Linked DNA regions of Homo sapiens: region 1 is linked to region 2. Evidence: read pairs that join two places in POLR2A ChIA-PET (ENCODE). Cell type or tissue: PC-9. All regions are shown on one strand. Each heading gives the region's core, and the rest is flanking DNA. Links, peaks and the distances in the headings are about the cores only.

Region 1 (5,375 bases), core at 129-5,128, 150 kb before region 2:
GGAAGCTCAGTGTATTCCTTGAGTTGAGCATTTGTGAAGACCAAGGCAGCCCGAGGTCACAGGGCAGAGCATCGGAGAGTGGAGCGCTGCACAGGGAGCTGGGAGACATGCGGAGGGTCCCCTCTTCAGTCCTCAGCAGGGCACTGAATGGCACATGCGTGGGAGAGAACTACTTGAAGCCAGGGAAAGAACCAGCAGAGAGGACCAAAGGGAACTGTGCCAGGCGCGCACACAGGGCTGGGGACAGTGACTGACCCCAGCAGAAAGGCTGGAAAATTCCACAATTCATGGAGCATGTGGGTGGAATATTGAGAAGGGTCTCAACAGTGGAGAATAAATAACCTTCTACTAAGAATCTTCCCTCCATAATTGCTAGAAAAAGCAGATGGAAACTAAATAAGAACACAGGGCCGGGTGCGGTGGCTCACTCCTGTAATCCCAGCACATTGGGAGGCCGAGGCGGGCGGATCACGAGGTCAGGAGATCGAGACCATCCTGGCTAACACGGTGAAACCCCGTCTCTACTAAAAATACAAAAAATTAGCCAGGCGTGGTGGCGGGTGCCTGTAATCCCAGCACATTGGGAGGCCGAGGCAGGCAGATCATGAGGTCAGGAGATCGAGACCATCCTGGCTAACACGGTGAAACCCCGTCTCCACTAAAAATACAAAAAATTAGCCGAGCGTGGTGGCGGGCGCCTGTAGTCCCAGCTACTCGGGAGGCTGAGGCAGGAGAATGGTGTGAACCCGGGAGGCAGAGCTTGCAGTGAGCCGAGATCGCGCCACTGAGTTCCAGCCTGGGCGACAGAGCGAGACTCCGTCTCAAAAAAAAAAAAAAAAAAAAAAAAGAACACAGAAGGCTTGAACAACGCTTTAAACCAGCAGGATGTAGTCAGCGTTTAGAGGTCACTCCACCCAATAACAGCAGAATACACACTCTCTTCAAGTGCACAGGGAACATTTACCAACATAGACCATATTCTGGGCCAGAAAAAAAGTCTCAACAGATTTTAAGAGGTCCAAGTCCCACAGAGTATATTATCTGACCCTATGGAATTCAATCCCACATATTTGGAAACTAAATAGCATACTGCTAAGTAATCCACGGGCCAAAGAATAATTAAAAGAGAAACCCAAAATTATTTCAAACTAAAAGAAAATCAAAGCTACATCTAAATTTGTGTTTTCACAAATTTATAGCATTAAATGTCCATGTTAGAAAAGAAGTTTTCCAGGTTGGACATGGTAGCTCATGCCTATAATTCCAGCATTTGGGAGGCTGAGGAGAGAGGATTGCTTGAGCTCAGGAGTTCGAGACCAGTCTGGGAAATATAGTGAGCCCTTGTCTGTACTAAAAATCAAAAATATTAGCTGGGTGCAGTGGTGCATGCCTGTAGTCCCAGCTACTCAGGAGGCTGAAGGTGGGAGGGTCACTGGAGCCTAGGTTGTTGAGGCTATAGTGAGCCGTGATTGTGCCACTGTACTACAGCCTGGGTCACAGAGCAAGACCGCATCTGGAAAAAAAAAAAAAGAAAAGAACAGCAACAAAAATAAGTTTTCCAATTCATGACCTCAGTTTTCACCTTAAGTAATGAGAGAAAGGAGCAAATAATTAAAAAAAAAGAAAAAAAGTACATTTAAAGGATCAGAGTGAACAATCAATGAAACACAGAACAAAAATAGAGAAAATCAGTGACGCCAAATCTCATTCTTTGAGATCAATAAAACTGATAAATTCTTAGCTAGACTCATCAAGGGGAAAAAGGGAGAGAAAAGACACAAATTACTAACATCAGGAATGACAACAGCATAATCATCGTAGGTTCTACTAAGTGTTAAAAGAATTGAGAAGGAATAATATGAGCAATTTAATGTTGATGCATTTAACAGCTTAGATTAAATGGACAAAATTTATGAAAGGCACAAACTTTCAAAGCTTACTCAAGAAGAAAAAGATAACCAGAGTAGCCCTGTATTTATTTAATACGTAAAATTTGGCTTTAAAAAACAAAAACAAAAGCAAAAACAAAACTTCCCACAAAGAAACCTCCTGGCCCAGGCAGCTTTACAGGCAAATTCTACCAAACATGCAAAGAAGACTTAACACCAAATCCACACTCATGTTTGCAGGAAATTGAAGAGGAAAGAACATTCCCAACTCATTCTAAAATATGCACAGAAATGAAAAAAAAAAGTCACATCTGAAAAAGGAAAAGTCTACCCTACTTGATTTTAAAAAATGTAAACCTGCCTGGGCACGGTGGCTTACGCCTGTGATCCCAACACTGTGGGAGACTGAGGTGGGCAGACTGCTTGAGGCCAGGAGTTCAAGACCAGCCTGGCCAACACAGTGAAATCTCGCCTCTACCAAAAATACAAAAATTTGTCCAGGCGCCACGGCTCACGCCTGTAAGCCCAGCACTTTGGGATCTTGGACTTCTGACCGCTAGAACTGCGAGAAATTGAATTTCTATTGTTTAGGTCACGCAATCTGTGGCACTCTGTTCTGTCAGCCCCTTGTTGACTGAGGCAGCCATATCTCAAGATATTTTGTTTGTTAAACTTGTGGGGAGGGTGCTGCTGGCATTGGATGGGCAGCGGCCAGGGATGCCGCTGAATACTTTATGATGCACAGGACGGCTCCACACCAAAGAATGGTCTGGCCCCAAATGCTGATAATGTCAAGATTGAGGAACCATGAGATAAATAAATAAACCAGTGAAACAGGATAGAGAGTTTGGAAACAGAGCCGCACATAAATGGACAACTCCTGGTCTCTGTAACAAACGCTGCTGGAATAACTGCGTATCTGTGTGCAAAAAGTGAACTTCAAGGTACACATCATGCCACAGAACACTACCTCCAAACAAATCATAGGTTTACATTCAAATTTAGGAGAAAGTCTTTGTGGCCTCGTATTGGGCAAACATGTCTTAGACATGAGGCCAAAAGCACACTTCATAAAATACAAAAAGTGATGAGTTGAACTTCATCACAATTAAGAAATTCTGTGTTTGGAGAGGCACTGTTAGGAGAGTGAAAATGCAAGCCACAGATGGAGAGAAAACATTTGAAAACATATTATCTGATAAAAGACATGTATCAGTCTTTAAGGAATTCTTGAAGTCTGGCTGGGCAAAATGGCTCACGCCTGTAATCCCAGCAGTTTGAGAGGCTGAGGCAGGAAGAGCAATTGAACCCAGGTGTTCGAGACCAGCCTGGGCAACATAGCAAGACCCCGACTCATTTTGTTTTAAAAAAATAAAGCTAAAAAAAGACTTCTTAAAAATCATGACTGGGCAAGTGGCTCATGCCTGTAATCCTAGCATTTGGGGAGGTCTAGGCGGGTGGATCACTTGAGGTCAGGAGTTTGAGACCAGCCTGGCCAACATGGTGAAAACCTATCTGTACCAAAAAATACAAAAATTAGCTGGGTGCGGTGGTGCACGCCTATATTCCCAGCTACTTGAGAGGCTGAGGTGGGTGAATCACTTGAACCTGGGAGGCGGAGGTTGCAGTGAGCCAAGATCGCACCACCACACTCCAGCCTGGGCGACAGAGCAAGACCCTGTCTCAAAAAAAAAAAAAAAAAAAAAAAAAAAAAACCAATAAGAAGAAAACAACTAAGTATGGAAAATGGGCAAAATATTTATTATTTATTTTGTTATTTATTTTATTAATTTTTATTTCAATAGCTTTTGGGGTACAAGTGATTTTTTTGTTACATCGATGAATTCTATGGTGGTGAATTCTGAGATTTTGGTGCACGTGTCACCTGAGTAGTGTACATCGTACCTAAAAGTGTCATTTTAAAAATCTCCAGCCCCCTCTCGCCGCCCCTCTTCTGAGTCTCTGAAGTCCGTTACATCACTCTGTATGCCTCTGTATACTCACAGCTTAGCTCTCACTTAAAAGTGAGAACATACGGTTTTTTATTTTCCACTCCTGTGTTACTTCACTTAGAATAATGGCCTCCAGCTCCATCTAAGTTGATGCAAAAGGCATTATTTTGCTCCGTTTTTATGGCTGAGCAGTATTCCATGGTGTATCTGTGCCGCATTTTCTTTAGCCACTCGTTAGTCGATGGGCACTTAGGTTGGTTCCAGATCTTTGCAATTGTGAACTGTGCTGGAATAAACATACCCGTGCAAGGGTCTTTTTCATAGAATGACTTCTTTTCCTTTGGGTAGATACCCAGGAGTGGGATTGCTGGATCGAATGGTAGGTCTACTTTTAGCTCTGTAAGGAATCTCCACACTGTTTTCCATAGAGGTTACACTGATTTACATTAAAAATGGGCAAAAGGGGCCGGGAGCATGGCCCACACCTGCAGTCCCAGTACTTTGGAAGGCTGAGGCAGGTGGATCACTTGAGGTCAGGAGTTTGAGACCAGCCTGACCAACACGGTGAAACCCCATCTCTGCTAAAAAAAAAAAAAAAAAATACAAAAATTAGCTGGGCGTGGTGGCACACGCCTGTAATCCCAGCTATTCAGGAGGCTGCGGCAAGAGAATTGCTTGAACCTGGGAGGCGGAGGTTGCAGTGAGCTGAGATCATGCCATTGCAGTCCAGCCTGGGCAACAGAGCAAGATTCCATCTGAAAAAAAAAAAGAAAGGGCAAAAGATTTAAACAGACACTTCATATATATATATATATATATATATATATATATATAGCAAATAAGTGCATGAAAATGTGCTCCGCATAATTAGTAATTAGGAAAATGTAAATTAAAACCCACGAAGTAACACTATATACTCCTTGGAATGGCAACAGTTTCCATGTCGAGTGCTGGCAGGGGTGGCAGAAATGGAACTCTGTACACCACTGGTGGGAGAGAAAATGGTATGGCCCCTGGGGAAATCGGCGTGGCAGTTTCTTATAAAATTAAGCGTACACTTAGCATAAGACTCAGCAATCCTACTCAAAGACATTTATCCAAGTGAAATAAAAATCTGTGTTCACACAAAAACCTGCATAGGAATGTTTGTTTGTAATTGCCAAAAGCCAGAGAAAGCCCAAACTGCCCCTCAACTTGGGATAAAGTGTGGATAAAAGTGGATAAACTGTGGCACATCTGTAATTGGGAGTCCTACCTCGCAAAGCAAGGGGCAAACCATAGAGGCACACAACACGAACGAATCTCAAGGCATCAGCCTACGTGAAAGAAGCCAGGCTTGGAAGATTCCCTGTTGTATGATCCCAGAACGTACGGCATTCTGGAAAAAGCAATATTACAGAAACAAGAAAAAGATCACTGGTTGCCAGGGCCTGGGAGTGGGGAAAGAACGTTTGACCACAAAATGGCACCGGGGATTTGAGTGGAGGTGACACGACTGTATGGTTGCTAAAAACTCATAGAGCTGTGAATGTTA
Region 2 (5,375 bases), core at 217-5,216:
AGATAGATAATGAATCAATAGACAATTGAATCCGTGCTGAGTAAACTATTAGAAAGACGGATGTGTGAGTAGACACTACTAAATCAGGAATTTTGCACTCTCTTCCAGGAACACTTCCTCCCATTTCTCTCATCTCTTTTCAAATAAGAAAAGAATTACTTCTTTCCATGAGGCTTTCATATATAAAGACCCAAGGAAAGAATTACTTATTTCCATGAGGCTATCATACGTAAAATATCAATCCCCTCCAGAACTCCATATGCCTTTACCCTGATTTATATTTTCTGTCATATTTTCCATCATCTGACCTTTATTTATTTATGTGTTTGTTCCCACACTTGAAACATGATCATCATAAGAGCAGGGACTTTGTTAATGCTGAATCCCCAGCACCTTCAAAGTGTCTGAATTCAGTACAGATTTATTGAATAAATATATGGAAGGATGGAGAGACAGATGGATAGACAGATGGATGAATGAATGGATGGATGGATAGATGGGTGGATGGATGGATGGGTGGATGGATAGATGCATGGATGAATGGATGGATAGATGGATAATGGATAGATAAATAGATGAATGGTTGGATGGATGGATGAATGGATGGGTAAATGGATGGATGGATAGGTGAATAGATGGATAAGTGAATGGATGGATGGATGGATAGATGGGTGGATGGGTGGATGGGTGGGTGGATGGATGGATGGATGGATGGATGGATGGATGGATGGATGGATTGGTGGATGAGTGGATGAGTGGATGGGTGGATGGATGGATGGGTGGATGGATAGATGGATGGATGAATAGATGGATGGGTGAATGGATGGATGGATGGATGGATTGATGAGTGGATGGATGGATGGGTGGATGGATAGATGGATGAATAGATGGATGGGTGAACGGATGGATGGATGGATGGATGGATGGATTGATGAGTGGATGGATGGGTGGATGGATAGATGGATGGATGAATAGATGGATGGGTGAATGGATGGGTGGATGGATGGATGAGTGGATGGATGGATGGATGAATGGATGGATGAATGGATGGATGAGTGGATGGGTGGATGGACGGATGCATGGATGAGTGGATAAATGGATGGATGAATAGATGGGTGGGTGGATGGGTAAAATGGATGGATGAACTGATGGATGAATGGAGAGATGGACAGAGAGATGGATGGATGAGTAGATGGATGGATGAGTGGGTGAATGGATGAGCGCACACATAACAGTGGAGTTGACATCAAATACTCTCCCATATTGTCCCTCACAGGACATGCTCTAGTTGTAAAACCATGAATCTTGGCCGCTACATGTAAATATCTGTTCTTGTCACTTCCCATCCATCAGCATTTCTGACAGATGATCATTCTCTAGTGACAGGGAAGTCCTGCCATTCCAAGGTAGCTCTTTTCCCTGTGGGAATATTCTTCCTTCTTTTGAACTAAAATATGCCTTGGCCACATTTCATTCCTGGCTGTCTGTGGCTGGGACTCCTCCAGAAGTTAAAACAGGAGGCAAGGAGGAAATAGGCAGGTTGAGGTGCAAATGAAGCACATGCTCACTGCCCCCCACCCCAGGTAATCTCACCTTACCTGGGTGATCTGTCCTCCCTGAGTGATCTCAGTTTCTCTGTGTGATCTTCCCTACCCCTGGTAATCTCACCTCCCCTGAGTGATTTAGCTTTCCCTGGGTGATCTCACCTCCCCTGGGTGACCTCACCTCCCCTGGGTGACCTTACCTCCCCTAGGTAATCTCGCCTCCCCTGGGTGATCTCACCTCCCCTGGGTGATCTCACCTCCCCCAGGTAATCTTGCCTCCTCTGGGTGACCTCCCCTCCCCTGGGTGAGCTCACTAAACATTTGTCCAACCTGAGGTCCAGCCCTGGCTACCATCCCTCCTGCTTACTCCAGAATCCTGTGGTCTCTGCAGCTTTGTGGATGCTGGGGATGTGGGGCCAACACCATGGTCTCTAGTGGACATTCCCTGCTTCCTCCTGGGTTGTGCCGGGGGAGGGGAGATGCTGTGGGCTCCTCTCTCCAGGACTGGCCCTGGGACCCAGTCTGGTGTGTATGTAGGGAGTGGGGACGGACTTCCTGACTCCCGCAGTCTCCATGGGGTAGCCCACCACCTGAGTCACCACAGCCCGGTCTATGGTCCCATGTGGAATTTTCCGACTGTTGCCGCCACCCCCGGCGTGCTGCCCTCCGCGGTGATTCACCCGCTTGCCCGTCTGCTCACAGCCTCACCCTTGCTTCCCTCAGTGTTCCCAAGGTGCTGCGCAACCCCAACTCCCTGGCCTGGCCAGGGTCATGATAGCTGGGGAGGCAAGAGGTGGCTGTTCTCCTTGAATGTAGGGACAGAGGGTGGCATGGGCAGATGAGTGCCCGTGCACAGATGGTGGCCCAGGACTAATTGGGTGGCCAGCGGCCGGCAGATCTGGCTCTGGTTCTGGCTGTGCCAGGCCCTCACTCTGTGACCTTGGATGCCAGTGCTGCTGGCTGGACCTTGGTTTCTCCATCCTGGACATGGGTACATGGTGGTTCTGAGTGCCAGCGAGCTGGGCAAACCGCCGGATGTGAGACTGCCGTCGCGGAGCTGACCCTCGGTGAGCCCTGAACATGCGTCCCATCCCACCCCTCGTCCGTCCGGCCACTAGCCCCGAGTGTTCTCCAGTGAGTCACAGCAGCCAAGCCCAACCAGAGGAACAGAGGGCTGGGCTGCTCCTCCCTGGGCCAGGGCCAGAGGACGCGGGCAAGGGGGGCCTGGCTGGCGAGGGCACCAGGCCCACTTTGTGCCCACTGGCCACCTCTTGGGACCATGCTGTGCCAATACCAAACCGAAGATGCTGCGTTGGTGGCGTCTCTGCCTCTTGGGTCAACTCTGCAGTCTGGCTGGGGGGTTGGGCCCACCAGGAAAGGCAGCAGCCTCCCCATTTGGGGAACAGAGAGGGTTCTTGGGGTGCCAAGCCTTCTCTGGAGGTGACAACAAGAGCAGAGGCCGGGAATGAACAAAGGGAAAGTGGAGAACCAGGAGCGGGGGAGAGGGGAGGAGGGGAGAGGAAGGGAGGGGAGGGGAAGGGAGGGAGGAGGGAAGGAGGGAGGGAGACAGAGATAGGGACAGAGACACCAGAGGGAAAGGAGAGAGGAGAGAGGGGCTGAGTGCGAGACGGGGAAGGAGGGGACGGGACAAAGAGGAACCAGCGAAGGGTCCAGGCCTGCGATGATGGTGAGGGAGGTGGCAGGTTGACGAGGGGCTGGACAAGAACGGCCGACGAAGGAGAAGAACAGAGGAGGGCCCGGGCAGGGCCTGGCAGAGGGCATGAGGCACTCCGAGGTGGGAGGCGGCGATGGGCAGAATAGGCCCCTGTGCCTGGGGCAGGGGCACCACAGAGGGCTAGGGGAGACCGAGAAGCGGGCAGCGGCTACCAAGGTGGCCTGAGGGCAGAGGCGGAGGGAGGAAGGGAAAGAGGAAGGGAGGGAGGGAGGGAAGGAGGCAGCCACGCTGCCCATCAGCGCGCCACAGAGGTCTGGCTGAGCCCCACGCTGCTGGGCTGGGAGAGTTTTCGCTCTGACATTTTTACTCTTCTCGGAAGGAGGAGGAGGTGGAGGTGGAAGAGATGGAGGCGGGAGGAGAAGGGGGCTGGGGGAAACAAAAGAGAAGCAGCTGCTGAGAGTCCTGAAGTAGGAGAGGGGAAAGGGAGACCCACAGTCAGGGAGACCCACAGGGATGGGGACACAGGGACCAGGCTGCCTGCAGGGAGCCGGCCTGCAGACCCTCGTGCCAGGAGCCGAAGGGAGGGACCAGGCTGCCCACAGACCCCTGTGCCAGGTGCCAGAGGGAGGGACCAGGCTGCCCAAGGGAGCCGGCCCACAGACTCCTGTGCCAGGGGCCAGAGGGGCCAAGACAGGCAGGCAGAGGGTCACAGGGACAAGGAGAACACCAGACAGAGAGAAGGGACAGGGGAGGGGTGACAGCCAGCGAGAGACCGAGGGCCAGGGCAGAGCGCCAAGGAAGTGCAGGAGTGAGAGGGGCCAGGAGAGGCAGGAAAGCCAAGGAGAGCTGGGCACAGGGGGGCAGGGGTGCGGGAGGAGGGCAGCAGAGAGGAGGGCCAGCAGGACAGGAGCCTTTGAGATGCTGCTCTATCCCCGGGGCTGGGGTCAGGCCAGGTCGCCGCCTGAGCAGAGGCTGCAGCCTGGGCAGTCCCGGGCTTCTGAGGAGGAACTCTAGCAGACAGGGCCTGGATACCTCTTGAGGTAGGTCCCTCCTGCCCTGGCTGGGCATGGAGGGCAGGGCAGGGTGCCCATGCTGGGCTGCCACATGCACCGGGCCACTGGGCCTCCCCCCAGCTTCGGTAGGCTCTGCTGCCCCAAGCGTGGGCAGCGAGAGGGTGCCAGGCTGGTTGCGTGTACATGTGTGAGTGCGGAGGCTGCTTGAGGCCTCTCTTCCTCCTGGCTCCTGGCAGCTGCCCATGCATTCTCCTTCCCCATCCCACCTGCACTGCCGGCTGCGCTGTCGCCTGCTCACACCGTCCCACCCGCACCGCCGGCTGCACTGTCACCCGCTCACACCGTCCCACCTGCACCGCCGGCTGCACTGTCACCCATTCACACCATCCCACCTGCACCACCGACTGCACTGTCACCCGCTCACGCCGTCCCACCTGCACCGCCGGCTGCACTGTCACCTGCTCACACCTCTCCCCGAGCCCCAGGGATTCTGCTTGACTCTGAGCCCCCAAAATGAAGGGCCCATCCTCTGGGTGGCTTCTGGGGCCTCCCGTGGGGTCCTTCGGATCCTGGGCACCCTTCAGTCACCCTCACTTCACAGATCATGAAACTGAACTTTGGGCTGAGCTTACCGGCCCTGGCTGCAGCCACCAACCCTGAGTGGGAGGCTCCTCAGGGCCAGGGAAGGTGCCCGGGCCTTGTCCACCTGCAGGTGTTGGGCCAGTGTGGTGCCCTCTCCCAGCCTGTTTCTTCCTCTGTAAAGTAGTGGTGTGGCCCTTCATGGGGTCAGGTGGGAGAGCAGAGTTTGGAGGGCCCAAGGCTCCTCAAGACCCAGCCTGGGCAGTCTCAGAGATATCCCTCTGCACCGTCAGCCACTCTGAGCCGCCTGTAGTGCCCTTTCTCCTCCTCAACCCTTCCAGGCTTTTAAGCCAAACTGAAACACCACCTCCTGCTTGAAGGCTGCCTTGCTTCTTCCTAACCTGGAGGGCTGTCCTGCTCTGACTTCCTTTGATGGCATGGAGCATGCTGGCCGGACCTCGAGCTACTGGAAGGCAGGGCTGGCATCGGTCGGCTTGCCACTGCCCACCCAGGCCAGGCACTCAGTGCTGAGACTCTGAGAGGCCAGAGAGCCAGGGATGCCCA

The links. ChIA-PET counts read pairs that join two places held together with the same protein. Peaks named below come from ENCODE experiments on the same cell type or tissue, not always from the same donor. Only the 100,000 strongest peaks of a DNase experiment are listed, where the experiment ranks them.
Region 1: POLR2A ChIA-PET joins it to region 2 with 5 read pairs; 2 of 35 experiments call an interaction of 5 or more read pairs at or near these places.

What each region holds. Positions count from the first base shown.
Region 1 is chr11:1,708,861-1,714,235 of GRCh38, forward strand. No RefSeq gene overlaps it. Among named protein-coding and RNA genes, the nearest start is that of KRTAP5-6, 14 kb to the left of the region's middle. In PC-9, for the core only: no CTCF peak of the experiment used is centred there; no DNase peak of the experiment used is centred there.
Region 2 is chr11:1,861,004-1,866,378 of GRCh38, forward strand. The region is part of intron 1 of LSP1 (lymphocyte specific protein 1); the gene reads left to right. Among named protein-coding and RNA genes, the nearest start is that of MIR4298, 4.2 kb to the left of the region's middle. In PC-9, for the core only: no CTCF peak of the experiment used is centred there; DNase peaks (open chromatin) are centred at 2,258 and 2,688; H3K4me3 peaks cover 750 bases; H3K27ac peaks cover 811 bases.